6 separate regions of the Mus musculus genome follow, and all the other regions are linked to region 6. A link is a loop called in an ENCODE intact Hi-C map of the cell type or tissue named here. Cell type or tissue: left cerebral cortex. All regions are shown on one strand. Links, peaks and the distances in the headings refer to the core of each region. The heading gives the core; the rest is flanking DNA. Region 1 holds the start of Aox1 (aldehyde oxidase 1). Region 2 holds the start of Aox3 (aldehyde oxidase 3). Region 3 overlaps Aox2 (aldehyde oxidase 2). Region 4 has its middle 6.4 kb from the start of Aox2. Region 5 overlaps Aox3 (aldehyde oxidase 3). Region 6 holds the start of Kctd18 (potassium channel tetramerisation domain containing 18).

Region 1 (4,993 bases), core at 403-4,402, 60 kb after region 6:
TGTCCTGGAACTCACTCTGTAGAGCAGGCTGGCCTCAAACTCAGAAATCTGCCTGCCTCTGGTTTCTTTTTTACCATTAATAGCCAAATACCTGTAGAGCACCTTAAAAGTGGAAAGAGGGTTGATCCGTGGAGGCTTGTCCCTGCCAGGCAGATGGGTATGAGTGCTGGGACATATGGCAGAGAAAAGTAGGTCGTCTTAAAAAGGAAGCAGGGAGACTAGGGTCCTGTGACCCACTTTGTCCAGCTAGACCCACCTGCCAAAATAAGGCCACCAGCTGGGGAAACCAAATATTGAAAACACAAGCCTGGGGGGGGGCATTCATATCTGAATGATTACACATAATCACTTCATTGCAAGTTAACCACTATTTCACCTGTGATTAGCACAACTGGCAACTGGTTGGCCCTCAGTTTGACAAGTCTGGATAACATAGACTCTTTAAGTCGAGAGAAAAGTTACCACTGCTTAGTGAGTTTGAGATCCTTTTCCTAAGAAGTTAGCCTGCAGTTAGCCATTAACAAAAGTATCTTCTGCTGGATGGAGAACAGGGAGAAATAGCAAAAGGTGTAATTTTAAGACACCAGGCAGCTTCATGTACAGCTCAGCCGTATGAAGTGAAAGCAGGCAAGCCCGGGTTTTTCCTTGGTTACAATTCTCCAGGCTTTTCTGGCTTTTCTTATCTAGTCATGTCCATTTCCTGAGAATGTTTGGTAGTGCTGGCAACAGCGTCTTTGTCTTGTTTCTAAATTCTATGAGAATGCCTCTCCTGAAAAGGATGGTGACTTTTATGACCAGAAAACCTGTACTATAATCGCATTGCAGCATAAACCATTATTATTTTGAGTGGTTTTTGAAGAGTCGAGTGGTACTGACTTTGTCAAGCTGCTTGGCACTGACAGAAATTCGATTAGCACCCAACCAAGAGATAAAAGTCCGTAATCACTGTTCGCAGTACTCTAAAGAACTGAGAAAGCGAGAGGAAGGGAGGGGACCCTGGGGCACCACAGAAGGGACTGCAGGAAGAGAAAGGATGGAATTAAAAAGCGTGAGCCCCAGGCCTCTCCTGTTGCTGGTGTCCATGCCTTCATGGACACTGCTCTGCTACTCTGGAGCCAGCAGGTGCTGCCAGAGTGGCTGCTCTGAGTCCCCACAACCCAGACAATATGGCACATTTTCCTCATTGCCTTCCCTACGTCTAAGACCCTGCGTTGCTGAAGACTAAAGAGGCCTGGCAAGAGAGAAAGATGATTTGCAAAATCCTGGCCTTAAGGCAGAGTAGAGAAGTATGGGTGGGAATCCGAGTAACACTAATAGTGCACGTGTGCACACTCACATACACAATGGTCTAGGAATATTTATCAATGTACTGATATGAAAACAGCTATGGATCCTGAAACCTTGTGTTTTAGCCCTTTGCTTTGAAAAAGACTATCACCGTGTACCTAGGGTGGTTTGAAATAGCTTAATTTTTTAAATATGTATTTTATGTGTATGAATGTTTTGCCTGTGTGTCTGTATGCCTGTGTATGTGTGTGCATATGTGTATATGTACATGCGAATGCATGTGTGTGAGTATATGTGTGTATATATATGGGCATGTGTGTGTATGTGTGTGTGTGTAGGTGTGTGTGGGTGGGGGGGGGAGTAGATGTGTACATGTGCATATGCCAGGGGCCCTGGATCATTAGAAGAAGGAAATGAGATTCCCTGGAACTGGAGTTTCAGAAGACTGTGAATGTTAGGAATTGAATCTGTTAGAAACAAATGCTCTGAGCCACTGAGCCATCTCTAGTTAGTAAGATTTTAGAATGGAGATTATTGGCATCAGGAGAGTAAAAGAATTCTAGCTTTTAATCTGTTCATCTAATCTTTTAATCTCTTCACTATTGCTAAAGCAGAATGCCCCAAACTGGATACTTTATAAAGAAAACAGGTTTGTTCTAGTCCTGGGTCCTGGAAGCTCTTAACCTCTGAGCCATTTCCCCAGATCCTGTCAAACATAAAGTATTTTTCAAAAAAGAAAATGTTTGACAGATATGGAGGCTCACACACACCTTTGATTCCAGCACTCAGGAAGAGGCAGAAGCTGATAGAAGCTGTCAGTTCAAAGCCAGTAAATTCCAAACTAGCCATAGCTTTATAGTGATGCTTACACACACACACACACACACACACACACACACACACACACACACACACACACATACACACACGTTTTCTGTCTACTGGTAAAACACTGTCTGAAATGTGCTTAAGATCCTTGGGAAGCAAGGAGGTGTTAGCCACTTACTGTTAACCACTCCTGGAATTGCTGAGATGTGGTTTCTTCTCCTCTACCTACAAACGGGAAGTTTTCACAATAAAAATGTTGTGTAGTGGTGCATACCTTTAATCTCAGCACTCAAGGGGCAGAGGCAGGTGGAGATCTGTGATTTCGAGGCCAGCCTGGTCTACAAAGAAGAGTTCCAAGACAGCCAGGCTGTTACCCAGAGAAACCCTGTGTGAATGGGTATTGAGGGGTGGGGATGTTGTATTGCATGAATAAAATAACCTAGGGAGATATACTAAGGCCTGGAAAATAATTTGGTCTCATTTGAGACTTGCCAGGTTTTATAAAGTGGATTCTAAAATATAAAGAAAGCCAAAAAGTGAGGTTAAGGGCGCAGGACTCTTGGGAAGTGACTCAGCAGTACAGCCAGGCTGCCTTCCCCCTAAACAAACGAGAGGATTCTGGAAACCACTTCAATAAGCAAGCATTGGCACAGATACTAGAGCAATGACTCAGGACTTCCTGAGGCTGGCCGCCCAGCTACCCCTCTCTCCCATCGATGCCAAAACCCAAAGATTTCAGCTTGTCTCCCACGCTGGCACACTCTGTAGTGTCAGGAGAGTTTTCCCTTTAGGACCTCTGCAGCATTGGCTCTTCCAAAACTTTCTGGGAGGGTGGAGACTTAGAAGCACAGACAAGCCCCGCCCTGTAGCCTCGGGCAATTTATTCTCTGCAAGGACTGGCGCTGCTAGGGACCTGCTAGGGACCTCGGAGTCATGGACCCCATTCAGCTGCTCTTCTACGTGAATGGCCAGAAGGTGAGAGCCCGCGGGTAGGCAGACTCCTGCACCACCCCGGACCCCAGTTCTGGGCCCTATCCCAGCCTGCGCCCTGCTTTCGCTGAAACCTTAGCATGGGGTCTCATTGGGTCCTCAGCATAGGAATCTGCATTATAAAACTCAAAGGAGATCAGATTATTTTTCAGACCTTTCGCATCACGACCAGCGCATGGAAGACTAAGAATTTCAGAATGTCTGAATCCCAGGGCCTCTCCCTTCCGGACGGGGAGCATCCAGACCTTCCCTCCCTTAAAGCCTCCGGCTGATAAGATCTTCCAGCACAATTAAATAAGTAGCCTCAAGTCTCTGCTTGTCTGGGTGAGCAATACCCAGCTTTAACAGGGCCACAGAGGTGCACTGGTTCTAGCTACTCTGTGATTTTTCAACTTGGTGAAGCCAAAGCAAGTTCCTGGCACAGCACAGCTTGCCAGAATCAGGGGCTCCTGCCGAGTGTGGCATTTTGTTTTATTTGTGTGTGTGCCTTGGCTCTGAAGACTTTTATGGCGGCTCCAGGCAAATCCTGTTGCTTGGGGACAGCAAAGCCTCTGGGCATCGTTTAAAGCAGCCGTCTGGGCAGTGGCCCAGCTCATCTGGAGTGTTCTCTGTGTAAACTGATAGCACTTTGAGTGGGGGGTGGAGAGCTGCTGTCCACAATGTCAGTTCCGCCCTTTGGATCCCGCTGTGTTCCCTGTGTCTGGCTAGGGACAGCCAGAGCCCTTGTTCTAGCTGGCACTGGCTGACCAACTGGAAGCCAAGGAAGGTTTAGCGCCAACCAGACCTTTCCTGTGTGAGGACTCTTCGGAGGCTATGAAGTTGAGTCACACTGCTGTAGTTTTGTAATGTGTTTTCTTCCTTGAAGAACAGGGTCTCCCAAATCATAGAAGCCCCCATTTAAAAAAAAAAAAAACCTTTATGAGTCCCTGCTTCATGGCCCTGAAGCGGGATAGATGGATCCTTAAATAGATGAAACCCATTAGCTGTCCCCCCATCTCCCCACAGGACTACCATGAAGGTGAACTAGAATAATGGGTGAAATGGCTGCCCTGTTCCTTCCGTTTCCTTTTGCATAACAGAAAAAGCTGGAGTGTATTCTGTCCTTACTAAACGAACGGAATCCATTGCCGCTCACTGGAGCCTCACTGCCTCTTGGAGGCAGACTCCAAGGCTACTAACAGGCCAACACTACTTATTGCGAAAAGAGCAATCATGAATATCCATTGTGTGTTTTCATGAACATCCTAACAGATACTAAGCTATGTTTAAGCTTATGGGATATAGCAAACCACAGAAAGGATGCGACCCCTGCTGGTGAGGGGTTGACACTGCTACACTGCTGGGGAAACAGCCAACAGGCATATAAATAAATGGAGAGAGTGTGGTGTCAAGCAGCGGCAGGTGCTGGCATGAAAACGGAGTGATGAGCAGAAACTGATGGGGTGGATGGAGGGGATGCGTTGACCTTTCAGATCAGGGGGCATTGGAGCAGTGTCTGGGATGAAGTAGGACCCAGTCAAGCGCGTGCACACAGACACATACACACAAACCACATATAGACATATATGTATACAAATGCACACACACAAACACTCACATATGTATATGTGTATACAAATACACACACACACACATATATGTGAAAGGAATTTCAGGTAGAGATATCCAGGTGCAAAGGTCCTGGAGCAGAAGAATGTTTGTTTACATATGATGGGAATAGATTGCTAGGGCTGGAGGTGTGGTCAGGAGCCAGGGTACAGCTTTATAAATGATGCTAAGAGTCTAAAGCAAGACAGCAGCCATGTTGAGTCTGAGGTCTCCTCCCTCCTCCCCCTCATCCTCCCTCTCCTGCTTCCAAACAGCAGGGTTCTTAACAAGCACACAACTT
Region 2 (4,993 bases), core at 454-4,453, 140 kb after region 6:
AGGGCTGGAACAGGATGTGATAGGATCCAGGCACTCACAATCACAGTCATCATCCTAAGGTCACACGAAACACCCTGTCAGAAGAATCTACAGCAAAGTGTGAGCATGGAACCCACCGGCATCGCTCACGCTCTGTACTGCCAGGTACTGAAAGTATAACAAAGTAAAAACAGAATTCTAGGCCTTTAGGCCCAGACTTGGGAATGTGGCCTTTGTAAAGGTATGCTAATCATAAAACAGATAGTGACATTCCTCCACCCACCTGCTTCCTGGGTTCAAAGAGTGCTCATTCAAAGAAAGTCACCCTGACCATTACCAGAACCTTGCAATGCAAATGTGCTACCAGGTATTCCTTGTGACTCTTGTAACTTTGCACTTCCTTGTGACTCTTAACTGGTATCTTTGGTATCTTCCAACAACGCCCTCCCCACTTCCTTGAGTTGTGGTTTCTTCCTTTAAATACCCCCTTACCCAGCTACTCGGGCACCACGGTCCTCTACCCCTGCGTGGTGTATGACCGTGGGCCCGAGAGTGCTCTTGAATAAAAATCCTCTTGCAGTTTGCAACAAGACCGTTTCTTGTGGGTGATTTTGGGGTGTCGCCTCTCCTGAGTCAGAACGTGGGGGAGTCCTCACGTTGTGGGTCTTTCAGTACCACTCTGACAGTCCTGGAGAGCTTAAGCAGCTGGAGTGTCAGGTTGGAAGTCCCCCCCCCCCCAGGATGCAGATGTAAGAAGTGAAAGACCGTGTGGTGCTCTGCCTCACTGACAATATGCTATCAGAAAAGAGTTGAACATTTATAGATTATGCAATTAGCCATTATATGCTTCAAAATTCTTCAGTTAAGAACATAAAAACCCTAATAAAAATGAAAGGACACAAAAAGAAATAGAAATATGCCCTAAATATATAGCAAGTAGATAAGATAAGAGAAATGCCAGCTAACTGTGAACCATCCTCAGATACTGGAGAAAGGGAGGGTGGGGTAACAACGGAGATGAGAAGCACACCCTGCCATACAGGACTTGTATGGCGCACGTGACTCAGGAAAGAGTTGCCTCCAGCAAGATACTCACTTCTAAGCCAAGAATTCCAGTCAGAGAGTTTGCTCAGCAGGAACCCTTGCTCAATACCCTTCTTCCCTACCCCACCACCAATCCCCTTTCTGATTTCACCTAACTTACTCTAGGATCCACCCACCCCCCTGTTTCTCCTGTTGTTCCTTTTCTGGCTTCATGACTCACATACTCTCCTCTCACCTAACTGCATGTGTGTGTGTGTGTGTGTGTGCGTGTGTGTGTGTGTGTGTGTGTGTGTGTGTGTGTGTGTGTGTGTGAGAGAGAGAGAGAGAGAGAGAGAGAGAGAGAGAGAGAGGGAGAGAGAGAGAGAGAGAGAGATTTCGAACTGTTATGCAAACGAGGGGTGGGGCTCAACCAAAACAAAATATGCATGAAATGCTGTAAGGAAACCTCTTACTCTGTATTCTAATTTTAAAATAAAAGTTAGCAGAATAAAATCCAGAAGCAAACAAGCAAACAAACAAAACCTGCTTAAAATAAAAGTAAGGAGAGAGAGGAATGAGGGAGCTGGGTAGGTGGACAGGTTGGCTCTAAATATGCAAAAATAGAGCTCAATTTCCACTGCATCATATTTTTAACACACTCTCTCTCTCTCTCTCTCTCTGTGTGTGTGTGTGTGTGTCTGTGTGTGTCTGTGTCTGTGTCTGTGTCTGTGTCTGTGTCTGTGTCTGTGTCTGTGTCTGTGTCTGTGTCTGTGTCTGTGTCTGTGTCTGTCTCTGTCTCTGTCTCTGTCTCTGTCTCTGTCTCTGTCTCTGTGTCTGTGTCTGTGTGCTCACCTGGGCACTCAATGCCCAGAGAGAGCAGAAATGTTCATACCCCTGGAGCTGGAGTTACAGAAAGTCTGTGTTGCCCAACAAAGTAGCCAGTGCTCTTATCTACTGAGCCCTCTCCTGCCCTGTAGAATATTTATAACTGGAAATCTGAGAACAATTCACAATGTAAATGACTGTCAGGCATGTTTGGTAGTAACATTCCCAGTGCCTCTACTGTGCAGCTGCTGCTTTAAGCTCTTTCCCTGCATGGGCTCCTTTAATCCCCACATCAATCTTCCCCTGAGGAAGATGTTTTTGTTGTTGTTGTTGTTGTTTTGTTTTGTTTTGTTTTTTCCAACTCCTAGGTAAATCCACTGAGGTACAGACAGCCAAAGTAACTTGGGAGAAAGAAAAAGGAAAACAATTTTGAAATCATGTGAATGGTTTAATTTCACCTTTTAGAAATTAACAAAAATATTGTTGAGAAAGTAACAAAAATCCATGTGGGCATTTATGTGTGTTCATAAATGCCATCTAACCCTGCAACAGCATGCGTGAATCTGGTTGCTAAATGTTGGCACAGAGAAATTCTACTTTGTTGCTTCTCATACTTGTATCATTTCTTAGAGCATTCTTTGTATAGTTTAACGGCAAAAATAGCAAGCAAATACACTTAGTGTGAAGACATAGATCTGAGAGCAGTGAAGAGCAGCCCATCGGCATCCCTTCCACGTCACCGATAACAGCGCCTTCTTGTTGGAAAACGCCCTCTAGTGGCTAGCGCCTGGGGCGTGGAGAAGTGAGTCCGGAGCTGGTGCTGGGCCAGGTTTTAAGGAAAGAGGGAATTGGAAGCAGGAGGAAGGTTGGGAGCGATGATGGGCAGGGCTGGGTGGGAGGAGTCCTCAGGCAAAGCCACAGAGCAGATTTAAATCCTGTAGGGCAATTCGGTCTCCTGCAGAGCACAGCAGTTCATCTGAGAGGTGGACTTAGACACATTAGGTACAGTTGCACAGAGTGTGGACGACTATCCTCAAGTAATGTCTCCTTCTAAGGAGTCAGATGAGCTTATTTTCTTTGTGAATGGAAAAAAGGTAAGTTCTCTACACTGTAATTAATAAATGTACATAAGAAACTCTGGTAGAAGCGATCTGTCATTAGCATTGCCAAAATGAAGGGCTGTGTGGGGTCGGGGAGTTGTTGCTCAAATGATCTAGCGATCTGCTATGCTTCTTGGGGAACAAGGGAGGGGGGGAAGAGAGAGAGAATCTATAATGTTTTGGGACTAGTAGGGAGAAAGTGTGCAGCTATGTGTCTCCAAACCAAGCCTTGTCTCATTTGAATGCACCTAAGCACTGGGCACTGGCTTCCTTGCAAGAGAATCTTCTAACTCTTCCTCAATACCTCTTCCAGCTCTGACTCAAACTTCTGTGCCACCCAACTTCTGCTTTCACATGTATGCACAGATCCAGAGTCCAAGGTCTTTAGGTTATTTACAAATGCTTTTAAACCCTTGGGTCAGGAAGAATGGAAGAGAAAAACCTACTGGAAGGCCAGGTGAACTGTTAATTTACATGTTAACACCTTACTCCTTTAAGATTGGATTCATGCCTGTAATGCCAGAATTGGAGGGGGGTTGAGGCCAACTTAGTCTCAGAGTGAGCTTCAGGACATCAAGGGCTATGCAATGAGACTCTTGTCTCATAAGTAAATAAGTAAGCAAGCAAATAAACAAATGAAGGGTCTTGTCTCACTTAAGAAATGAAGCCTTTTCTTCTTTGTCTTGAGCTCTTGAGACCTAGACAAGACCTAAAATGACTGCGGTACTGTCTGCATATATGCTGGACGTTCTTGACGATTGTGTATGATGTGAAGGTCCACAGCCTGTTCTCAGCACTGTTGGCACAGGGAAAAGGGCAGTCAGAGTTTAAGCTGAGCTTGTGGTATTGTGTGGGGTGTGCGTGAGGTGTGTGTTTTGTATGCTGTGCTGTGAAGGCTCAGGGTGATTGTGCAACGTGGCCAAGATCTCTTGGCTAACAAATACTGGGGAGAACTTGGCTTTCATCTCTGGGTTCCTTTCTTTGCTCTGTGATCCCTTCCTGGGGGAGGTGACCATTCGTCTAAGACACTAATGCTAAAGGGAGAGGTGGGGCTTTCCTGAGTGTTTTCCTAGGGCTGCTGAAGGAATGCTGTTTGTCTGCTGCTGTCAGAGCTCCTGTTTATTTAACTTTTCAAAACTGGATGGAGAACACAGACCAAAAAACAAAACAAAACAAAACAAAAATATTTTGGTGGTAGTGATAAGAATTAAAACTCTTAGTTTAATTCTCTGTCTTCTACTATAAGGTAGGGATGCACGAATTGTTTAAGTATATGGCTCTTCAACTTTTTATTAGTCTCTTGAACCCATATTGTGCTAGAATTCAAAGGTTTGTTAAATCTCTGTTGCTCCTCTAAAACAAAGCCAGACATTTCCCTGTCAAAGTATAGCCAAGTACAATATAGCATTATATAATTTCATAATTGCAAAGAGGGATGGGTGTTTAATCAAGTCAGGCAATCAAGGTCAACAAATATGTTCTAAATCCTTCTTGCTATTCAGAAACCAACACGGCAACTTCCTCAACTTATACGGTCACTTCCTCTCTCCAGGTCACCGAGAGGAATGCAGACCCTGAGGTTAATTTATTGTTCTACTTGAGAAAAGTCAGTATCCTTTTGCTTGTTTGAGAAAACAAACCAGCTTTGCAGCTCTGGGAACTAAGGAGCTTCGCTCGCATTCACAGAGCTGTTTCCACCGCATTTTACCGAGAATCAAGAGTGTTTTACTTGTGCATAGGAGCAGTGTGGCATGAGGTCACTTGCCTTGTAAATGGGACTGGACTTGAGAGTACTGACAAATTTAAGCAAGTTCAAGGATCGCCCGGGGATATGAAGAGTCACCTGGGGACACTGACCAGAATCTGAAGTTCAGGAGCAGGAAGAGGTGTAAAAGAACATGCGCAAGTGTGAGAACCAGAGTCTGGGTTCCCAGAAATCACACAAGGCCTGGCATGGCAGTGCACATCTGCTAATCTAATACTCGTCCAGCAAGATGGGAGATAAATGGACTCGAGTCTCTGAAAGTTCATGGGCTAGCCTGTGCTAGCCTGGGGTTAGCAGCACA
Region 3 (4,993 bases), core at 668-4,667, 330 kb after region 6:
GATGATATTAATTTGGGGTCATTAGGATTACTGTGATATAAAAGCCATGAAACTGAATTAATACTGAATTATCCGAGGCTGTGCAGTAGTCAACGGTAGGCACTGACTTATAGGGTCACTTCTTCCCCAAAGGCCACCTATTTACATGAATTCAGGCTTTAGCCAGTGGATATAGCGAGTGTCTTTCTGGACAAGTGTCCCCCAGAACCTTGAAGTCTTCCTAGAAGGACACAACCCACCCAGGGCCTGCTGTGGCCCAGAGTGGCTGGTATGTACACAGGTAGATATCCTGTCATTTGCCCTCAGAGGATGGCTGAGAACCCAGAGAAGCAAACCCTAACCTTTTATGGAGAGAGAATCACCTGGATCGCCCCAGGAACCCTCCAAGAACTCTTGGTGCTGAAAGCTAAGTACCCTGAAGCTCCTCTCATCTCGGGCAACACAGCCCTGGGTAAGTGGTCACAGTCTGCCTGGTTGAACTTCCTGGTCCCTGATCCGTTCCCAATCTGCTGCTTAGAGATGAAATATTCACCTGTCTAGCAAATTCAGTGACTTTCAAAGGTGATGGACATGCACCCTAGTAGTATTCAGGATAGCTGGGGATGATATGAGAGGGTTTTAAAAAAAAATGTTTTAATTCATTTTATCTCTTGTTCTTTTGCTACGGTTAAATATTAAATAGACATAAAGAATGTCATAAAATATTTGTGGATGTATTAACAAACATACCTACTGACTACCCATAGCCATGTTAATAACTTTGCTTCACACACATACACACACAGACAGAGTCCAGTGGTAGAATGCTAACCTAGCCTGTTCAAGCTCTGGGTTTGATGCCCAGCATTCTCCACAAACGTGTAATTGGTGTTCTAACCACTGGCCTTCTGAGAGGCACAGCCATTGCTCCTCCCTCCCTTCCCTCCTGATGACACCCCTCAGGTGAACTGTTTGTCATTGGTCAGCCTCTTCCTCATTTTTTATGATTACCACATACGTCTGAATTAACTGAACAACGTGTCAGTTAATTTTGTATATACTGTACAGAGACTGTCGCTTTTACTCTGAAATTTGTGTCTTTCAGTCAACATTCTTGACCTGAAACTCATCCCCTGTTTTTGCACGTTCATGGGTTCTACTCCATTATATGAGCACGGAAAGATTTGCCCCTCCAGTCTGTTAAAATAGCTCCAGCTATTTCCAGGGCCCCCAGGTTTTATAAATGTCTTTTTATTTCCATGCTGTGGATCAAACCTAGAGCCTCACACATGATCAGCAGGTGCTTGACACCGAGTCATATGAACATTCTCTATTTTGGTTTGGTTTGGTTTTTTGGGGTGTTTTGTGTGTGTGTGTGTGTTTTGTTTTTGTTTGTTGTTTTGGTTTGGTCTTTTGTTGTTTGTTGTTGTTGTTGTTTTGCTTATTTTGAGGCAGTCAAAAAAGTGTTGTCACTTTGACCAGCCTGGAACTCACTATGCAGGCCAGTCTGGTCTTGAACTCACAGAGTTCAAATTCAGCTGGCTCTGCCCCTGAGTGCCGAGATCAAAGGCATGCACCACTACTCTCAGCCACAAACATTCTTAGAAGTATTTCCAGGTTCTTTGGCCAAGCACTGGCCAGTCTTATGTGTAAGGGAGTTTGAGGAGCCTCTCACGGTTTTATTTCCTATTGGTCTACATAGCAGGAGTACAAGTCAGGGAATGCATACATTGGGCAGAGGAGTATATATATATGGTCATTGCTTTCACTTCCATACATATTTATTATCAAAGTTTAAGCTTTGTGTCTGAATGTTTTTATGAGAAATGTTCAATGTAAAAGAAAGGGCATTTTTTTCTCTCTCTCTAAAATGTATTTTTTTCCTTCAGGACCAGCCATGAAGTCTCAAGGACACTTTTACCCTGTCCTCCTGTCTCCTGCTAGAATTCCTGATCTAAGAATGGTGACTAAAACCAGTGGAGGTAAGTTCCAGCCCTGCTAGGAAGTAGTGAATGGCTAACCTCGGCAGATCACCCTCAGGTACCTATCTTATTAGCTCCGGCCCATACTGCATTCTTTTTCTGAAGTGAAAGTGTGTCTCCTCTGCAAACCTCATGGCCAAAGTCAAGGTTGTAGCCAGAGACCCTCCATACTCTTTGGCCAAGCACTGGCCAGTCTTCCCGCTTTCTGACTTTTCTCTGATACCAAGTATCAGTAAAGTCAGTAATGAAAATAGGTTGTTCCATAGGAAAGGGTCACTTTTCCTCAGCCCTCCTGTCTCTGGGGCCCTTATATGAGGCACAATTCAAAATCCTCAACATAGCTTAATCTTTCCCCTATAGATGAAGAACCTGCGGTGCAAAAAGAAAATGTGCTCGCCCAAGGGCATCAGGTTACAAGGTCACCAGCTCACAGTTCAGAAGCCCCACTGCCTTTTCACATTAACTGCCCAGCTTGGTCCCTCCGCCAAAGGAAGCCAGCCAGGCTCTGAAGTCTGTGCAACTTGTGGCCAATGACTCGCTTAAAGCTAAGGCGTGAGCACCCTCTAGTGGTCCTCAGGAAACTTCCTGTGGCCAGCAGTGTGAGCACCACTGGGGTGTCTGGAACCAGCTGTGCTCACGGCAGCACCCTCAGGAGTCATATATCTCTACAACAGTCCCACCTTTGATGTAAAGGTCTCTTTAAACTACACGTTCATTCATATATCCACAGTTGGCTCAGCCTAATTTTCTTTTAAAGGCATTAATATGAAGTGTCCCAAAGTCACTGCTGATGGGCCCATGAGGCATAGAGTCAAAGTTTAAAACCATATAGAAACACTGAGGAGGTAATGTGAACAATGGAAGCACCACAACAAAGGCCCAGATGGCCTGTCTGGCCTCGGTCAGAGTATGAACTCCCGTGAGGACAGAGCTATATAGAACAGGGAGCTGGCATTTTGGAGCCCCGCTAGAGGGTTGAGCTGCATGGGGTTGTTTTGTTGTTGTTGTTGTTGTTGCTGCTGCTGCTGCTGCTGCTGCTGCTGTCTGTGTCAAAACCAGAAGCAGGATCAGGGTATGGTGGCTCCTGCCCTCATGCCTGGAATCCCAACAACGTGGAAGGATGGAGAGGGAGGATCAGAATTCAAGGTCAGCCTTGGCAACAAGAGACTGACTGTCTCAAAAACAGAAAGCAACAAAAAGCCAAAAGAGGCAGTGATGATCCACTCTGGTCTCTGTATTTCTGGCTTAAATAACAGCAGTAAGATGTTTATACGATGTTGTGTCTGGTTTGTTTTTCCCTAAAGAGAGCCAGGGTCTTCTCGGGACAATGAATCATTTGACAGAGAACAAGGTTAGCTCTACTGGGCTCCTGCAGAGATACAGCAGGCATTTAGGGTTTGAGTATTTGTTGTTGGTTTTTTTTATTATTATTTCATGTGCATTGATGTTTTGCTGCGTATATGCCTGTGTGAGGGTACAAGATCCCCTGGAATTGGAGGTACAGACAGTTGTGAGCTACCACGTGGTTGCTGAAAATTCAACCCAGATTCTCTGGTAGAGCAGCCACTGCTCTTAACCACTGACATCTCTCCAGCCCTTGGGTTTGAGTTTTAGTTTGCGGTTGGGAAGATTATTTGGCTTGGTTTGGTTGGTTTGGTTTGGTTTGGTTTGGTTTGGTTTGGTTTGGTTTGGTTTGGTTTGGTTTTAGAAGCACAGTTTCCTTAGGTAGCCCAGGCTGGCCTCAAAATCACCCTGTCTCAACTTCCCAAGTGCTGGGGTTACAGACATGTGCCACTCCGTCTGGTTAAGGCCAGAGGTTTTACAGAAGTGAACAGTAGATTCTAATAGAACCACTGGGATAAGGAATCAACAGGCCATAGGTAGGGGTTCTGAGGTGAGACCAGATCTCATAAGAATTATCTTCTATGAGATGCTGAGACAGGACAAGCACTCCAGGCCGACATTCTGAAAATGAGGGACTATTTAGTTACAGATTTCAGGTGAGATTTTCTTGGCACATGAATTACTGGTCTTCTCCATCCAGGAAGTTAACTGAGGTTAGTGAAACAGGGGTCGGGGGTGAAGGAGGGGAGAGAGGGAGTGAGAGGGTGTTGGCAAAGACAAAGGATATATTGTGCCAAGAACATTTAATATTGACAAAATATAGCTATGTGGGAGGGTTGAATACTCTCAGAGATGAATCAACAAGAGAAAATTAAAAATCCAAGCAGAAACCTGTTAAAAATCAGTCTCACAGCAGCTATCCGGGGCCTGCAAGTGAGCTCAACTCCAGCCCTGTGTGCTAAGGTTTCATTATGTAAACTTGAGAGAGGTGAAGGATTTCTTTTAAAAGGTCAACTCTGGTTGTCTTGGGTGACCACATACTTTCCTATATTGATTTGAACCCTTCTGTCCTACTGAGGAGAAACCCTGAAGTTCTTGCTCACATCCTGCCAATCCTCACACGTTTAACTCCCAACTGTTGTCAAAATGTTGATTACTTTCTGGTCAGTTGGCAAGGAGCACTGTGCCTCTCCTCCTGGGTGCTCACCCACACAGCTCCCTTCGCCCCACTCCTGTGACCCCCGAACTTCCCCACACCCAACACCACCAGCCAATGGGAAGCCTGAGGCAGCCGCTCCCTTGGGATGTGTTTGTTTTGATTGGCCAGTGTCCTTCATGGACCGACTCATGAAGGTTGTGATCATCAGAGTTGGAAAATCTGCAGTCAAAATGTGACTGATTTGATTCTTGTTTGGGTCATCTTGGCCTAAATTCTCGAGCTATTATATTTAGAAATGTTTTCAAATAAGAACATACTGAAAGGTCACACAAAGTGGGAGTGATTTACATGGAGAGGTTCACACGGCCTACCTCATTTCTTGACAGGTAAATAGAAGCTTGGCTTGTTCATTACTTGGGTTGGTCGTTCACATGTTTTTCCTCTAAGAATCACCAGGAGCGGTTAATGTGCTGGTATCCTGTCAGATTCAAATTGGCATCACCATAAATCCTGGGAGAAACATAAAGCC
Region 4 (4,993 bases), core at 302-4,301, 300 kb after region 6:
AGCAGGACTCTGTACTGTCGGGGACTTGTGTGCAGAAAATGCTCTCAGCCACTACAAGAGCCCAGGGTGGGCTCGTCTCTCCAGCTCCACGTCCAGGTTGCCTGAGTATATCACACTCACACCAGAATAGGGAGCAGAGACCAGCAGGAGAAAGTCTTACTGTGTCCTACTCCAAAGTGAGGATGAAAATATGTGCCTCTAAATGTTTAATTCAATCTTTTAATTCCCCCCCAATAATCTACGTTTCCTAGAACCTAACCCACAAACTCATGATGTCAGGACAATTAAAAAAAAATAGTCTCACTGCACAACATGCATTCCTGATTGGATTTCAGGCGCAGTCCACATTAACGAATTCATGTATGGTACTATAAATAAACCTAACCAAAAGCCCGTAGCTGTGGAGGGGGGCATCTGCTTAGCAGGGAAGCAGCTGCTGCTGTTTTACCTGGGCATGATGTGCCTGTCCAGTTCGCCTCTGCATGGTTGTGTTTGTGTCCGTACACCGGCGCTGCTCTTAGAAACCTCTTTTTGCAGTGGGCAGAAGCTAGAGAAACTCCTAACTGGTTAAACTGAGAAGACCAAGTGACTATTAAATGCAAATAAATAAGACATCTCTGTCACTTCTCCCCGTCACAGGTAAGGTTCCAGGAGAAGGGATGTAAAGAATGCAGCAGCTGGAAAAACGGAGGAGAGAAACACACCGCTGTCTTCTGGGTATTGCACCAGTGGGCTTACCTCACCGGGGCGGTCAGTAATGTTGCCTGGGGACCGAAGTTGAGAACAACTGTTGATAATCCTCCCCCAGTAGCCTACACAGCCCCTTCTGAGGACTAGCCATTAAGGCAGAAGCTTCCATTCCAGCCCAGCCCAACTTCCTCTGTGTTCTGCACAGGATCATCTCTCAGCATCCTGTCAGGGAGAGCTCACGAGGTGCCATTCCTCCCTGAGAGTGTATAGATAGATGGATAGATAGATAGACAGACAGACAGACAGACAGGCAGACAGACAGACAGACAGACAGACAGACAGACACACACACACACACACACACACACACACACACACAAAGATGTCATCATGAAGCCTGAAATTAATATAGTGGACCTGCTAGTGGTTATTTCTAAGTGGCAGAACTGATGGTGCTTCCAGTACAGTGGTTACAGTTTTCCAATTGTTCCTTTATATATGTTGTACTACTTTATAGGTAACACACGTGATTTAAACTTGACATACTATAGATCATACATTTTACGCTGTTTCCCTAGTTCCTCTCATTTTTTGCCTGCTTGAGCTGTGACTCATTACATTTGTTCTTTTGTTAATTTGGAAATTCAATTATATCTCTAACTCTTCATTTCTACTTACCTATGAGCAGATATATATCCTCTACTGATGTTTAGAAAAAGGCTACCAAATATTGTCACCACAAAAAGCAAGTCTTTTCTGGACTCCTGCTATGTCTGTCTCTGTATTTCCCCCTGTGGGCCTGATAAGAAAATACTTAGTGTCTCGTTTACCCCCTCCCTCACCCCAGAAGCCCCCCTACTCCTTAAACTGCTACCGTCGTTTCCCTTCTAACCATTCACTGAGTTCTCTTACTACACAGCTCTTGGTAGAACTGTATCACACATTCTTAAAATCCCGGCTCTTATCTTTTAGATTACTTCTTGTCTTCATTTTTAAATTAAGGTTGCTTTTTGTTTGGTCACACACACACACAAACACACACACACACACACACACACAGAGAGAGAGAGAGAGAGAGAGAGAGAGAGAGAGAGAGAGAGAGAGAGAGAGAGAGACTAATCACTAGATGATGCTTTTACACCCTTTAATAGTGTTCTTACCTTTCTGTCCCAGAAAATGCAGATCTACTGCCCTCTGGTGCTCAGAGTTAGCCAAGCTCTTGGTGTCAAAAATGATTTTATTTCCTTTGCTTCACAAGGAAACTTACTCTGTCCTCTGGGTGGGGACTTCACACTAGTAGAGCTTTCCTAGCAGGAGGTGAAGCCCTGGGTTCAACCCCTGCACTGCATAAACCAAGCATGGTGGTGAACATCTGTAATTCCGGCATTCACAAGGAAGGCAGGAGAATCCGGAGACAAAGTCACCCTCCACATAGCAAACTTTAAGCCAACCTGGGATACAGGAGACCCTGATAAGAGAGAGGGAGAGAGACAGAGAGAGGGATAAAGAGGGGCAAATTCTTAGAACCTTGTGGAACAGCCCCCTCGTCTTTGGGTTTGAAAGTGGCCTCAGGTCTTTTATCTCCAACCCAGCCTGTAAATTGGGAACATTGGAATCTCTAGAGTAAAATCACTCTTCATCTCAGGGGAATACAATAACTACATTTCAGTGAGGCACAGCTAATTTAAATTAACCAGTTTGTTGGTTAGATGTAAGTCCTATTCTGTTCTGATAAGTACTTAGAAACTGCTTTAAAATAAAATTTAAAAGAATAAACTTCTCATTTGGGCCTGCAGGCAATGAAAAGCATAGTAGGCTTTGGCCATGTCGTGGGAGGGACGGTTGGGGGCTGTAAGGAGAGTCCCCTCCCGCTTCACCTGAGAGGTCTCGTGTGGCCAAGGTCATATGAGCTTGTAACTCACTTACTCTGTGGTCCTAGAAGATCTGCTCTCCCTTTTCCATTTCATTAACACAACTCACTGTCCATGGCTGCTTGGTACTCAGTCAGTACCTAGAAAAAGTGACACTCTCTAATCCAGATTCACAGGAGGCCCGAGCAAAGGTGAAGGGGAAATGGGAAGTGGTAACTTTTAACATCTAAGAAGTAATAAGTTGGAACTCACTTTGTAAGCCAGGCTGGCCTCGAACTCAGAAATCCACCTGCCTCTGCCTCCCGAGTGCTGGGATTAAAGGCACGTGCCACCACGCCCAGCTCCTAAAGAGTTTCTACCAGCTATTAGAGGGATTGAGTCTAAGCCTTGTATTCTTAATGAGTTGTGTGAGCACAATTCCTATCTAAGAGTAACAAAATTAATTTTAAATTTTGTGACATAAACTTTTGTATATAGACACAAAATTTTATGTCAATGAAAACTTTAAACCTGTATCAATATATAAATTCTGTACCAATGTAAGAAAATATAACTTCAATTCTTTACAGATTCACTCCAATCCCCATTAAAATTCCAACGCAATTCTTTACAGACCTTGAAAGAATAATATTCACCTTCATACAGAAAAAAACAAAAACAAAAGCTTAGGAGATCTAAAACAATCTTGTACAATAAAAGAACTTCTGGAGGTCTCATCATCCCTGATTACAGGTTAGGACTACAGAGCAATAATAATAAAAACTGCATGGCATTGGCATAAAAACAAACAGGCTGATCAATGGTATTGAATTAAAGACCCAGAAGTAAAACTGCATGCCTAAGAACACTTGAGTTTTGACAAAGAAGCCAAAATTATACAATAGAAAACAAGAAAGCATCTTCAACAACAAGCAGGTTTAGCCAGATGTCTGCATGTAGTAGAATGCAAATAGATCCATACAGATCACCTCCACAAAACTCAAGTCCAAGCAGATCAAAGACTTCAACATAAAACCAGATACACTGAACCTGATAGAACATAAAGTGAGGAATAGCCTTGAACTCATTGACACAGGAGACAACTTCCAGGACAGAACACTAATGGCTCAGGCACTAAGATCAACAATTAATAAATGGGACCTCATGAAACTGAAAAGCTTCTGTAAGACAAAGGACACTATCAATAGGACAAAACAGCAGCCCAGAGAAACTGGGTTGATATCTAAAAAAATATAAGGAACTCAAGAAACTAAACATCAACAAATCAAATAACCCAATTAAAAAGTAGAGTACAGATTTAAATAGAATTCTCAACAGAGGAATCTCTAATGGCCACAAAGTACTTAAAGAAATGCCCAACATCATTAGTCATCAGGGAAATGCAGATCAAAACAACCCTGAGATTCCATCTTACACCTGTCAAAATGGCTAAGATCAAACACACAAGAGACAGCTCATGCTGGTGAGGATATGGAGCAAGGGGAACACTTCTTCATTGCTGGTGGGAGTGCAAACTTGAACTGCCACTTTGGAAACCAATTTGGCAGTTTCTCAGAAAATTGGGAATAGGTCTACCTTGAGACCCAGCTATACCACTATTGGGCATATACCCAAAGGATGCTCCAACATATAACAAGGACACTTGCTCAAATATGTTCATGGAAGCTTTATTCATAATAGCCAGAAACTGGAAACAATCTAGAATGTTCCTCAATGAAAAGAGAATGTGGTACATTTACACAATGGAGTATAACTCAGTTATTAAAAACCATGACCTCATGAAATCTGCAGGCAAATGGGTGGAACTAGAGAAGATTATCCTGAGTGAGGTAACTGAGACCCAGAAGGACAAACATGGTGTGTACTCACTTATAAGTAGATAATAGCTGTAAAGTAAAGGATAACCATGCTGGATAATCCAGACCCAAAGAAGCTAAGTAGTAAGGAAGGCTCAAGGTGGGGCAAGCGAATCTCACTGAGAAGAGGAAATAAAATAGACATCATACGTAGATGCGGGGGTGGGGGGCGCTGGGGGAGAACTGGACAGGGAGGGGCGGAACAGGAGGGATCAAGTAAGAAGAGGACAGAGAAAGTACTGGGAAAGACAAGTGGAATTGGGAGTGGGTAGAAATCTCTGGGACAAGCTAGAAACCTAGAGCAATAGAAAAATCCCAGGAATCTATGAGGGTGACTCCTAGCAATGGGGAGTAAAACCCTTGACCTCCAATTTGTTCTGTTTACAAGATGTTGCAGGGGTAAAGATGGAGCAGAAATTGAAGGAATGGGCAACCAATGACTGTTCCAACGTGAGATCCATGCCATGAGAGTGAGCCCACCCCTGACACTGCTAGTAATATTCTGCTACACTTGGGAGACATGAGTCTAGCATAACTGTCATCTGAGAGGCTTCACCCAGCAATTGATGGAAACAG
Region 5 (4,993 bases), core at 554-4,553, 180 kb after region 6:
TCTTCTTGTTTCTCCTCCTCCTCCTGTTCTTTCTCCTCCTCCTCTTATTCCTCCTCCACTTCCTTCTCCCCCTCTCCCCTCTATCCTTGATGGAACCTGAGCTATCGCCCATGGTAGGCAAGTGCTCTGCCTCAAATTCATAGAAACCCTCCAATTCCAGTCTCTCGGATGCTGAGATGACAGATATGAGCTACTAAGTCTGGCTCAAAAAGCAACATTAAAAAATATCCTTCTCTTTATTAAATGTATCCGTTAATAGGAAATACACAACGTGTTGAGAAGAACATGGACACATACAACTCTCAATCTGATGCTGTATCCTCCGTCCCCTTCACCTTCTAAAGTTTTGATGTAGAGACTTGCGGGGCTGCCCTCCTCCTGCGCCACTGCACACACATAGGCGTGTGCCACCAGGCCCAGCATACCTGTATTATGATGATTCTTCTCTCTTTTAGGGCTTCATATGAAGTTCACAGACGTATCTTATCCAATTATCATCTCTCCTGCAAGGATCTTAGAATTATTTGTGGTGACTAATACAAAGCAAGGTATGTTCTTATTTATTCTAAGAAGGTTTGTATGCTGCAAATGGATGGTTGGGGGAAAAAAAAGCAAAGGTTGCTTGACACTAAGGAGATCACAGGCTCTTGTGATGGAGGAGATCACACTCAGCCAGTGCTGAACTGTGGCTGATCCTTTGTAAAGAACATGTCCTGAGTTTAGGAAATCCTGAAAAACTTTGCACATCCTGTCTTGAGATTCAACTTTTTCCGCAGAGAACTAGGCCTCGAATAATTTTTATTGATTTGCTCAGACTCTCATCCTGCTATGTCTAAGGTCCCCACTCCTTGAAGAGTACCTTCCCTGTTGTCTTCACTCTGGCAGCTGAGAAAATGGCTACCCTAGACTCCATCTGGTAGACACCCTCAGTTCTTTCTCCAGGGCCACAGAACTGATTTCAGGGAATGCCCACAGCTCTCCAACAAGGAGAAGCTCAATGGCCCTCCTGCACGAGATCGTACTCAATGCTTTAGGTAAATGCTAGTCCATGAAAAGTGCAAGGAGAATAAAGCCATGTCCCAACATTCATTTTTCAGTTCCTTTTCAAGTTATCGAGTTTCTCCCATGAGCCAGGTACAGGGCTGTGAGCTGGCTGATACGGTCTCCCAAGAAAGACACGGTTTCTTCCCTCAGCATTAATCACACAAGCAGCAGATATGAGAGGAAGCCTTCAGATGATGTGATGCTGTGGGTGCTGTTAGTCATATTTTATCTTCTGCAGAGTCTTCCTCCACAGCTAACAGGAGCCTTCAAAATGGTGCTAAGTTTAGGATTGCGACACTTTCAGTGCTTTTCAAGCTTCAATTAAAAAGAATCTTGGACTTTTCTTTTTAAGGAAGGAATAATACAAAGGTAAATAGAAATTTGTTAGTGGAAAACCAGATACAAAATTACTAGCATCAGATTGAGAGTTGTATGTGTCCATGTTCTTCTCAACATGTTGTGTTTTTCCTATTAACGGATACATTTAATAAAGGGAAGGATATTTTTTCTTTTTTTTTTTTTTTTGGTTTTTTTTGTTTTGTTTTGTTTTGTTTTTGTTTTTGTTTTTCGAGACAGGGTTTCTCTGTATAGCCCTGGCTGTCCTGGAACTCACTTTGTAGACCAGGCTGGCCTCGAACTCAGAAATCTGCCTGCCTCTGCCTCCCGAGTGCTGGGATTAAAGGCGTGCACCACCACGCCCGGCTATGGGAAGGATATTTTTAAATGGTGCCTTTTGAACCAGACTTAGTAGCTCATATCTGTTATCTCAGCATCTGAGAGATTGAAATTGGAGGGTTTCTGTGAATTGGAGGCCAGCCTAGGCTATTCTATAGTGAATTCCAGGACAGTCTGAGCTGTAGAATGTCTCTGTCCCTGTCTGTCTGTCTGTCTGTCTGTCTGTCTGTCTGTCTCTCTCTCTCTCTCTCTCTCTCACACACACACACACACACACACACACACTTGTCATCCTGTTGGAGCAGCTTGTGCAGAAGAGCATGCGCTGTGCTGGGGAACCTCCTACCTGACCGGCACGATCCTGGCAAGCCTCATCTTGGGGTAACTGAGAACCTGGAAACAATACACAGGCGCACATACTAGGTTTGTCATGGTTGCCATCCTCAGCCCTGGTTTCAATGCTGCTGAGTCATGTCACAGCCCTGTCTCTGAGCACTCAAGTCAGACAGTCTTCATCTTGCCAACAAATGGATCCTCGTGCAGTAAGCGTTCTTTCAACATCCACTGGGCTGTAAATAGATCCCTGATCTATAGTTTCCAGTGGCCTAGATCACTATTTGTTCAATGATAAATCACAGCCAAAGGAAGGCAGGCCAAATAGGTTGGCAGCCTGAGTTCACAGTGTGAGATGAAAAGCCACGCGGGGTAGAGAGGCGGACAAGTAAACAGATCTCATCTCTCTAGATGAATCTTTGGACTTGTGAGCTGGGCTGTTTATTCTAGGTTAACTGACTGGATAAACATATCAAAACCTGACCAAAAGGAATTCTGCCGGGAGGCGAATCATCCACCACACCCATTAACACCAACTGAAGCAACCCTGCCTTTCTCCAGGGAGGGAGGCAAGCAAGCCCTGTGAGACAAGAGCCTGCTTACTGCAGATTCTTGTCTCCACAGCCCTTTTGCTTAACGTACCAAAAATTACATCACGAGCTCCCTCTGCTGAGCGTACACTGATAAATCAGAACCTAAAACATTTGTGTTCTGGGAAAGGTAAGCAGTTATAAATTAAAAGTTTCTCTATAGGAAGTCCAAGACAGGGTGTCACATACAAAGCAGAGAAGTACTAGCTGAACATTTCTGGTTTCCCGACAAGATTTTCTAAGCGTGGCTGCTGGTGGGCTGGTGATACACAAGGACCAGAAACCTCACCAGGAAGAGCTTGCACATGCATCTTCCTAGCACTTAGCAGAGCTGAAATCACACCATTTATTGCTTGCCCGGTTTTCTCCTTCCCTACCGGATGCTGACTTAAGAGGAGACCTTGTCTATATTCTCTGCCCTAGGATGACGAGCACAGCAGATGCTCAGAAACAGCTACACAGTGGATGAGGCAGGTCGAAATTTATTCATAGTGTCTTTTAAGGTAGTCCTCCAACTAGAGAACGATAGAATACTAGTCACACAAGGACAGATGCGTGTTTACTAGTAAGTAATAAATGAGAAAGGCAAGGCTGGGAAGATGGCTCAGTGGTCAAAAGCACTTGTGGTCCACACAAACCTGAGGACCAGTGTTTGGACTTCCAGAAACATGAGTGGGTGTATGAATGGCCTGCCTTTAATTCTAACTTTGGAAGGCAGCAACAGAAGATCCCGAGAGCAAACTGGTTATCAGGATTATCCATATAAGCAAGCTCTGGGTTTGACTGAGAGACTCTGCCTCAATAAATAAGGAGGAAAACTGATAGAAGACGATCCTAAAATCTTATATGTGCACACATGTGCCAGCACAGATACAAACAAGCACACTCACATGCACATGAAAATGGAAGGAAAAATAAATAAATGTGAGGGCACCTGTGGACAAGGGAATGGAATCCAAGTTCAACTTTGAAATGGGAAGGGTTTGGTATGAACCAAGGAAAGACGTGTTGTGCAAGTCATCAGAGATACAGTGGTCTGAAAGCAGGTCTTCATACTGCCGCACTGGCACTTACCATCTGCTGCTGAGGGGAGACGTCACACAAGCTACATGGAAGATCACGGCTATGACCAGGGCTGTACAAGAGAGGCACATGATGTGTTAGGGAGCAGGTTAACAGGGCAGCCTGATGAAACTACAACTTGGGAAGGCAGATCCCAGAGCAGGTAGGTGGGAAGCAGCAGATGGAGAAGGTGGCGGCTTCGTGAACAGAACACCAGGGGCAGAAAACAGCGCCTGATGCTAAGTCACAGACTGGGCAGAGGACAGCAGACAGCCCTCAGCCCTCACGAGGGAGTGAGCGCTGGCTGTCCTGGTGTGTTCGGGTGCCTTTCAGGGATCATGTAGTATTTTTGCTCTCTCTTCTTCATATTTATAAGGTGATCTAGTGAGCATGTGGAACCTCCTGAGTGGGAAAGACAGCATCATAATCAACTCTTGACGTCGTTCCTCACTTTCCCCCTCACTCCCCGGCTTCCAGAACATTAACAAAGCGCTCTCACTCTCAGGGCTGACACTGGGCGCAGGCCTCAGCCTGACCCAGGTGAAGAACGTCTTGTCTGACGTGGTCTCCAGACTCCCTAAGGAGAAGACGCAGATATACTGTGCTCTCCTGAAGCAGCTGAAGACCCTGGCTGGGCAGCAGATCAGGAATGTGGCCGTAGGTTCTCTGCAACCCTCCTCTGGGTGGGGACTCTTTAAGGAGGGAAGATAGCATTCATCACTCTTTCTGTTTCTGGCTGTATCCATTTGTGGTTTCCACACGGCTGAATGAGAGGTTGCCCACTTCTAGATCCCTGTGGAGTAAGCCACTTAAATGACCAGGTTGGTGTGCAGGGACGTCTCTGGCCCCACACTCATAGTCCCACCTCCCACCAATACTTAGACGCAATTTGTGTGGCTTCCTTTAACCATGTTTTTGTCTGCTGCCGTGCAAGCCTCATGTGCATAACTGGAACAATGTCCGCATCCATAAATCTCAACAAGCACCTTCCTAATAGAGGTGGCGTTTGCTGTGTTCCTAATAGAGGTGGCGTTCACTGTGTTCCTATTTTTTTTTGGGGGGGGGTGTTGCTATTGTTGTTGTTTTGGGGTTTTTTTGTAAATAATTAAAAGGATAAGCCGTTGCTGTAAACATTTCAGATTTTGCAAGAAAACCTGGAGCCCTGCTGGCATGTTTTATTCTAATTGCTGAATTATCCTGAAAAGAAACACTAGGCTCAGCGGACTTCAGCGCTCACAACAAAAGCCTGGGGATGCTTACAAATCTTTCCTTTAGTCCTTAGGTGGTCA
Region 6 (4,993 bases), core at 486-4,485:
GTCGGGAATTAGGCCATGGCTGGCATTTTGTACTGTCTCATGTCTTTGTCAACTTTTAGGAACAGCACCACAAATTTTAAAACTGGCATTTAGTTTCTCTATGTAGTTAATGAATCTCCATACAGCCATAATGAGCTAAGTAATTAGTAGGCTAATATAATACATTCCAACACAATTAATAAAATCAAAAGGAATTTAAAATAGACTCCCACTTTAATGAGCATTCGCTCAGGCTCAGACTTTAGACATTTACCAGATTCATCTGTTTTTAGAGGGAAACGACCACTAAACATAGATGCCAGCATAGAATCCTTAAAGCGGCACAAAGACTCTCGCCGGGCTGTGTAGATGCAGCCACCCACATTCAGCCGAAGGATATCTAGCACGTCTTCTGCTTCATGGCCTGCCATTGCTCCCTTCGATGCCTGAAGTTCTGCCTTAAGCATTCAGAAACTTTGAAACAGTAGCAGTCCCAGACCTCTGTAAAAACAAAGGACAAATACCTTGTTGAAAACAAATGGACAGGCTAATATATTTCAATACAATCACACAGACTCTATTTCACGTGGTATGAAAGGCGTCTGAGATATGCTGAGTTGGGAAAATCTGTGCCTGGGGTTTTATAAATAGACAGTAATATAAATCACAGCTGATAAAGTGACTGTTTAAAGAATTATACAAGATAATGCACAGGCAGGCACAGGTAAAGCAAAGGCAAGACAAGCTTATGATTTTTTGGCACTCACGTGTTTTTAACAAGTCTGAAGGAACCATCTAGACTGCAGAAATCAGTGTGTAACACAGACAAAAGGTTTTACCACTTATAATCTTTGGCTTCTTGGATACATCGTTTATAATCACTTTCTTGTTTCCTTATCCATAAGATGGAGGCAGCAATGATCCAAAGAGCTCCAGAGGAGTAATTAAGGTAACACACACAAATCATGTGGCACAATAAATGACAGGCCATGTATGATCCTACAAAATTTCCCTTAAGGTATACACTGAGGAACTTGAAATAAAACTTTGGAGATTAAAGAAACAAAGAGCAGAAATTAAGGATAACTGGAATCATTACATTGTAGTTAACTATATAATTAAGTAATATATCATTAACTGAGATCAGAATTCTATTTATGCCAAGGGCTAGAGAGATGGCTAAGTGGTTAAGAAAACATGGCTATTTTTACAAAAGACCCAGGTTTAATTCTCAGTACCATATGCCTTACAATGATAGTCTGTGACTCCGGTGATCTGATAACCTCTTCCAGTCTCTAGGGGCACTGCCCATCTACAGCACACAGAAACAAGGCAGGCAAAACACCCATGTACACAAAAACAAATAAAATGTCCAAAACTGAATTCTATTTCTACAGACTGCTCTAGATCCTTAGGTCACACCCTGTCTGTCATCCAGCTCCTTCGCTTTAAAACGGACAAGGTTGTGGGGAAGAGCTCTCTATGGAATCTGAAACGGGCTAAAAGACAAAGTTTAAGATCCTCACCCCTGGAAATCTGCAGCTTCTACACTTTCATAGTAAGTGAAAAACTTACTGCTAAACTCAACTGAATCCATGCCAATTCAGTGTTACTAAATGATCAACTAAAATCCTTCCCCACAGACACCAACTTCACCATATGCCATTATGAATCTGAGAAAAGGACAATAGACAAAATTCATTAGGAACCCAACAAGGTCCAGGCCTCCAAAAACACTTACTGGCGTGACCTCCTGCTGCCTTAAAGTCCTGGAAGTAGCACTCTAACCAATCATGAAGCAGAGCAACCAACTGGTTCACACTGTTCACAGACACCTGCTCTCTAGAATTTTCTCATGTTCGTACATAAAGATTCATCTCTTGCAAGATCTTTCTGCGCGGAATTGGTACCCCTGCACAACAAACTCTCATACAGATCTTACACCATGTGTTTAAATCTCTATTTTTTTTTAATTTTTATTTTGTCCATAAGCCCAATAAAAGCAAAGGCACTGCCATTCTTAGTAATCTCCATTTACTGAATGCTTATTGTGTATCTGACACTGTGAAGAAACATTACCTAATTCATAGAAAAACTTTATCATACAAATTTTACTGTCCCTACTAACACAGAACACTAGGGGCAAAAAATTCACTGATGTGTGTGGTGTCTACACAGACTTGCCTGATAATAAGCAGTGGAGCCTGTCACAACCCAGGGCAGCCAGGTGAACCAGAAGGGCCAGCTTCAGGTTCTCACGGATGCTCCCACAGACCATCCCTTTAACACAACTTCCACCTGGTTTAGGCCCTTCACTGACTATCAGCTGCCATTTGGGGACCGCAGCCCAAGGCCAGGCCCCGTGATGACACTCCTCGATGCACCCACTGAGGACTCTGTTGTGAGAAGGCAGGGTTCCCGCACGATGCACCAAACCGTCGAGGATGTCTGCTGAAAAGGCAGACTCCCGGCCACATCAGGGTCTGATTCACAAAGTCTGAGAGGTGGGGACGGGCGCCGACTACACTTTTGAGAAACACAGCTCATGGGGCTCACGCCCCTTCGCCACGGCTGGACAAAACCGGGAAAGATGGGGAATCACCAGGCCCCGCCAAAGTCTTCCTGGGCCAGCGGACCCCAATTCGGTCTACAACGAAGCCTGGTACCCAAAGCGCCCGTTTCATCAGAGAGGCCGGCCGGGGCCTCCCTCAGGATGCCCCGCAAGGCTTCGGGGCCCGCCACCCACCCGGAGCCCGGTTCCTCCACACCGGCGGGCGGAGCGGCGACTGCTTACTGACCTGCGGCCGCCAGTCCCTGGGCGCAGCCGCCCAACGCAGCCGGGCCCGGACGCGGAAGTAAGCCGTCGCCTACTCGGATGCTCCACGATTGGTAGAGCGGAGCAACCCGCGGCGCCCCCGTGCGGTCCCAACGTGCAGTGCGCCAAAAGGGAGGCCTCGCCCCGGACCCGCCCCGCCCACGGGACGGCGGTGGCCACGCCCCAAGAACGTTCCTGAATTTTCCCGGAGTCTAGGCCCCTCTGGTGGAACAGGATGTTTTCCAGCCCCAGGGGAAGCTACTCCATTAACATATTAGAACTTGGATCTACCCATTTGCATAGTTTGTGGCGTGCAAAGCTTTTCCACAAGGCACACTTTATACCTGTAAAAGATGGTGGTTGGTTTCTAAAAATATTTATTAAATCTTTGGAAATTTCATACATCAGAATTAAGATGGTAGTTTTATTCTTGTTACAGGAAGGAAAACCGAGGAGGGAGGACAACCCTCCATTCAACATTCTTGCACACCCAGCACTGTATTAAGTCGCTTGTAGAACTATTTAATTTCTTCTTAATAAAACCCCCATAACACTTAAATCTTCCAACTGTATAGGGCTATGTATTTCAAGATGAGTGAAACAGTCCTGTTTTCCGGGCACTTCGCTCCTTACTAGATTCTAAAGTCCTCTTTTACAGGTCTTAGGAAAGAAGCCAGCCAGAAGTATGGCAGCCTGCCCTTCAGCTAAAAAGTCTTGGGAGACAGGGAAGGTTTGTTCAAGCTGCCGTGATTTCTCACAGGATAGAGACCAGGCTCTGAGAATGGAGCGCTGGCCAAGACAGTGTCAATAGTTTACATTTTAGTATTTTTAATCACTGTAACCAAAAGACCTGACACACACAACTTAAAGGAGTGAGGGTTTATTTTGGCCCTGAGTTTCAAAGGTATCAGTTCCTAACAGCAGGGAGCATAGAGTCCCAACCCATGGGATGACGCTAGCCAATTCAAAGTAGTATTTCCCTAACAGTAGTCCTCTCTCCAAATGCCCACGTAGACACATGTAGGCATTTGCCTCACCTATCTTATCTGGGAAAAAAAAAATTCTGCATTTTAAGCATAGCTGATCGATCAGCTTTCCTAGTGTGGTGTGAAAGTAGACATAGACAATGAAAGAAACTGAATTGAGCAGTGCTGTATTTCAGCTTTATATGGGCAGTGAAAGTAAATTTTCTTATTGCATGAGTCAGGAAATATTCTTCAAAATGAGATTTCTTTTTTTTTTGTAACATTAAAATATGTAGTATGTATTCTTAGATCATGGACTGTAGAAAGCCCATGGCTGCCTCCTCTTCCTCCTCTTTGGGGCGGGGGTGGGGGTCAAAACAGACACCAATCAAAATAGTTACAGAGGATAATGGCTACCTCAGAGTAGAGGCAGGGCAACGTTGAGTTGAAATGAATGAAGCTTGAATGGAGAGTCCCTCACTGGTTGGTAGGACTTCACTCCAAGAGCTAAAAACGTGAATGTGTTCACTTTCTGAAGAGACTCAATAATAATATTTTAGGGGAAAAAAGAACTTGGAAATTGGTAGAAAGAAAAGAAGCTAGTATACCTGAGGCTGGGGTAGGCACTGGGATATAGGGAAAGGAGAGAGACACAAGCTGAACAGTTAGGTTTTTAAAATCTTTTTTATGAATGAGGGCTTTGCTATGTCAGCTGGGCTAGCCTGGCGCTCACTGTCCTCCTGCTGAGTGGTGGAATTACATCTGAACCAGCTGAGGCTCTTGTCTTAGTTTAAGCATAACAGGAAACCATTCTGGGCTGAAGCAAGGAAGTAATATGGGGTGTGTGTGTCTGTCTGTCTATAGACTGAGATAAGAATTTACGGGAAAGGTATACTATTGAAGCAATTAAGTGTTGTAATAATCTAGAGGAGAAGAGTAATAGCTTCTATCTGACCTGTGATGGCTACAGAGAAAAGTAGATGGATCCTTGCTTGCCTTCCTTTCTTTCTTCCTTCCTTCCTTCTTTCTTTCTTTCCTTATTTATTTATTTATTTATTAGTCTGTTTTTTTGTTTTTGAGACAGGGTTTCTCTGTATAGCCCTAGCTGTCCTGGAACTCACTTTGTAAACCAGGCTGGCCTCAAATTTAGAAATCTGCCTTCCCTGGCCTCCCTAGTGCTGGGATTAAAGGCGTACACCACCACCATCCGGCCGGCCGGATCCATGCATTTAAT

What was found. A loop is a pair of places that touch in the nucleus more often than their neighbours do. Peaks named below come from ENCODE experiments on the same cell type or tissue, not always from the same donor. Only the 100,000 strongest peaks of a DNase experiment are listed, where the experiment ranks them.
Region 1: it touches region 6 in a loop (2.1-fold over the local background); 5 of 42 quality-filtered maps call a loop at or near these places.
Region 2: it touches region 6 in a loop (2.5-fold over the local background); 2 of 42 quality-filtered maps call a loop at or near these places.
Region 3: it touches region 6 in a loop (2.1-fold over the local background); 6 of 42 quality-filtered maps call a loop at or near these places.
Region 4: it touches region 6 in a loop (3-fold over the local background); 2 of 42 quality-filtered maps call a loop at or near these places.
Region 5: a loop joins it to region 6, with 4 times the contacts of the local background. A loop is called at or near these places in 2 of 42 quality-filtered maps.

Annotation. Positions count from the first base shown.
Region 1 is chr1:58,026,969-58,031,961 of GRCm38, forward strand. Aox1 (aldehyde oxidase 1) reads left to right here and starts at 3,001. Exons shown (of 35, transcript NM_009676.2): 1 at 3,001-3,090. The coding sequence starts at 3,049. In left cerebral cortex, for the core only: no CTCF peak of the experiment used is centred there; DNase peaks (open chromatin) are centred at 2,827 and 3,715; H3K4me3 peaks cover 1,369 bases; H3K27ac peaks cover 1,279 bases.
Region 2 is chr1:58,110,392-58,115,384 of GRCm38, forward strand. Aox3 (aldehyde oxidase 3) reads left to right here and starts at 2,745. Exons shown (of 35, transcript NM_023617.2): 1 at 2,745-2,921; 2 at 4,480-4,537. The coding sequence starts at 2,868. In left cerebral cortex, for the core only: a CTCF peak has its summit at 2,599 (motif pointing left); DNase peaks (open chromatin) are centred at 1,167 and 2,604.
Region 3 is chr1:58,293,995-58,298,987 of GRCm38, forward strand. It overlaps Aox2 (aldehyde oxidase 2), which reads left to right. Exons shown (of 36, transcript NM_001008419.2): 9 at 307-451; 10 at 1,869-1,961. Gm15759 (a long non-coding RNA gene) reads right to left here. Exons shown (of 3, transcript XR_865437.3): 2 at 4,836-4,974. Among named protein-coding and RNA genes, the nearest start is that of Aox2, 18 kb to the left of the region's middle. In left cerebral cortex, for the core only: a CTCF peak has its summit at 2,532 (motif pointing left); a DNase peak (open chromatin) is centred at 2,509.
Region 4 is chr1:58,269,453-58,274,445 of GRCm38, forward strand. No RefSeq gene overlaps it. Among named protein-coding and RNA genes, the nearest start is that of Aox2, 6.4 kb to the right of the region's middle. In left cerebral cortex, for the core only: a CTCF peak has its summit at 1,908 (motif pointing left); a DNase peak (open chromatin) is centred at 1,896.
Region 5 is chr1:58,142,215-58,147,207 of GRCm38, forward strand. It overlaps Aox3 (aldehyde oxidase 3), which reads left to right. Exons shown (of 35, transcript NM_023617.2): 10 at 456-548; 11 at 4,210-4,361; 12 at 4,980-4,993. Among named protein-coding and RNA genes, the nearest start is that of Gm39643, 4.4 kb to the left of the region's middle. In left cerebral cortex, for the core only: a CTCF peak has its summit at 2,730 (motif pointing left); DNase peaks (open chromatin) are centred at 1,191, 2,250 and 2,687.
Region 6 is chr1:57,967,244-57,972,236 of GRCm38, forward strand. Kctd18 (potassium channel tetramerisation domain containing 18) reads right to left here and starts at 2,841. Exons shown (of 7, transcript NM_001159864.1): 1 at 2,778-2,841; 2 at 254-480. The coding sequence starts at 446. In left cerebral cortex, for the core only: CTCF peaks have their summits at 2,088 and 2,906; DNase peaks (open chromatin) are centred at 2,419 and 2,890; H3K4me3 peaks cover 1,322 bases; H3K27ac peaks cover 800 bases.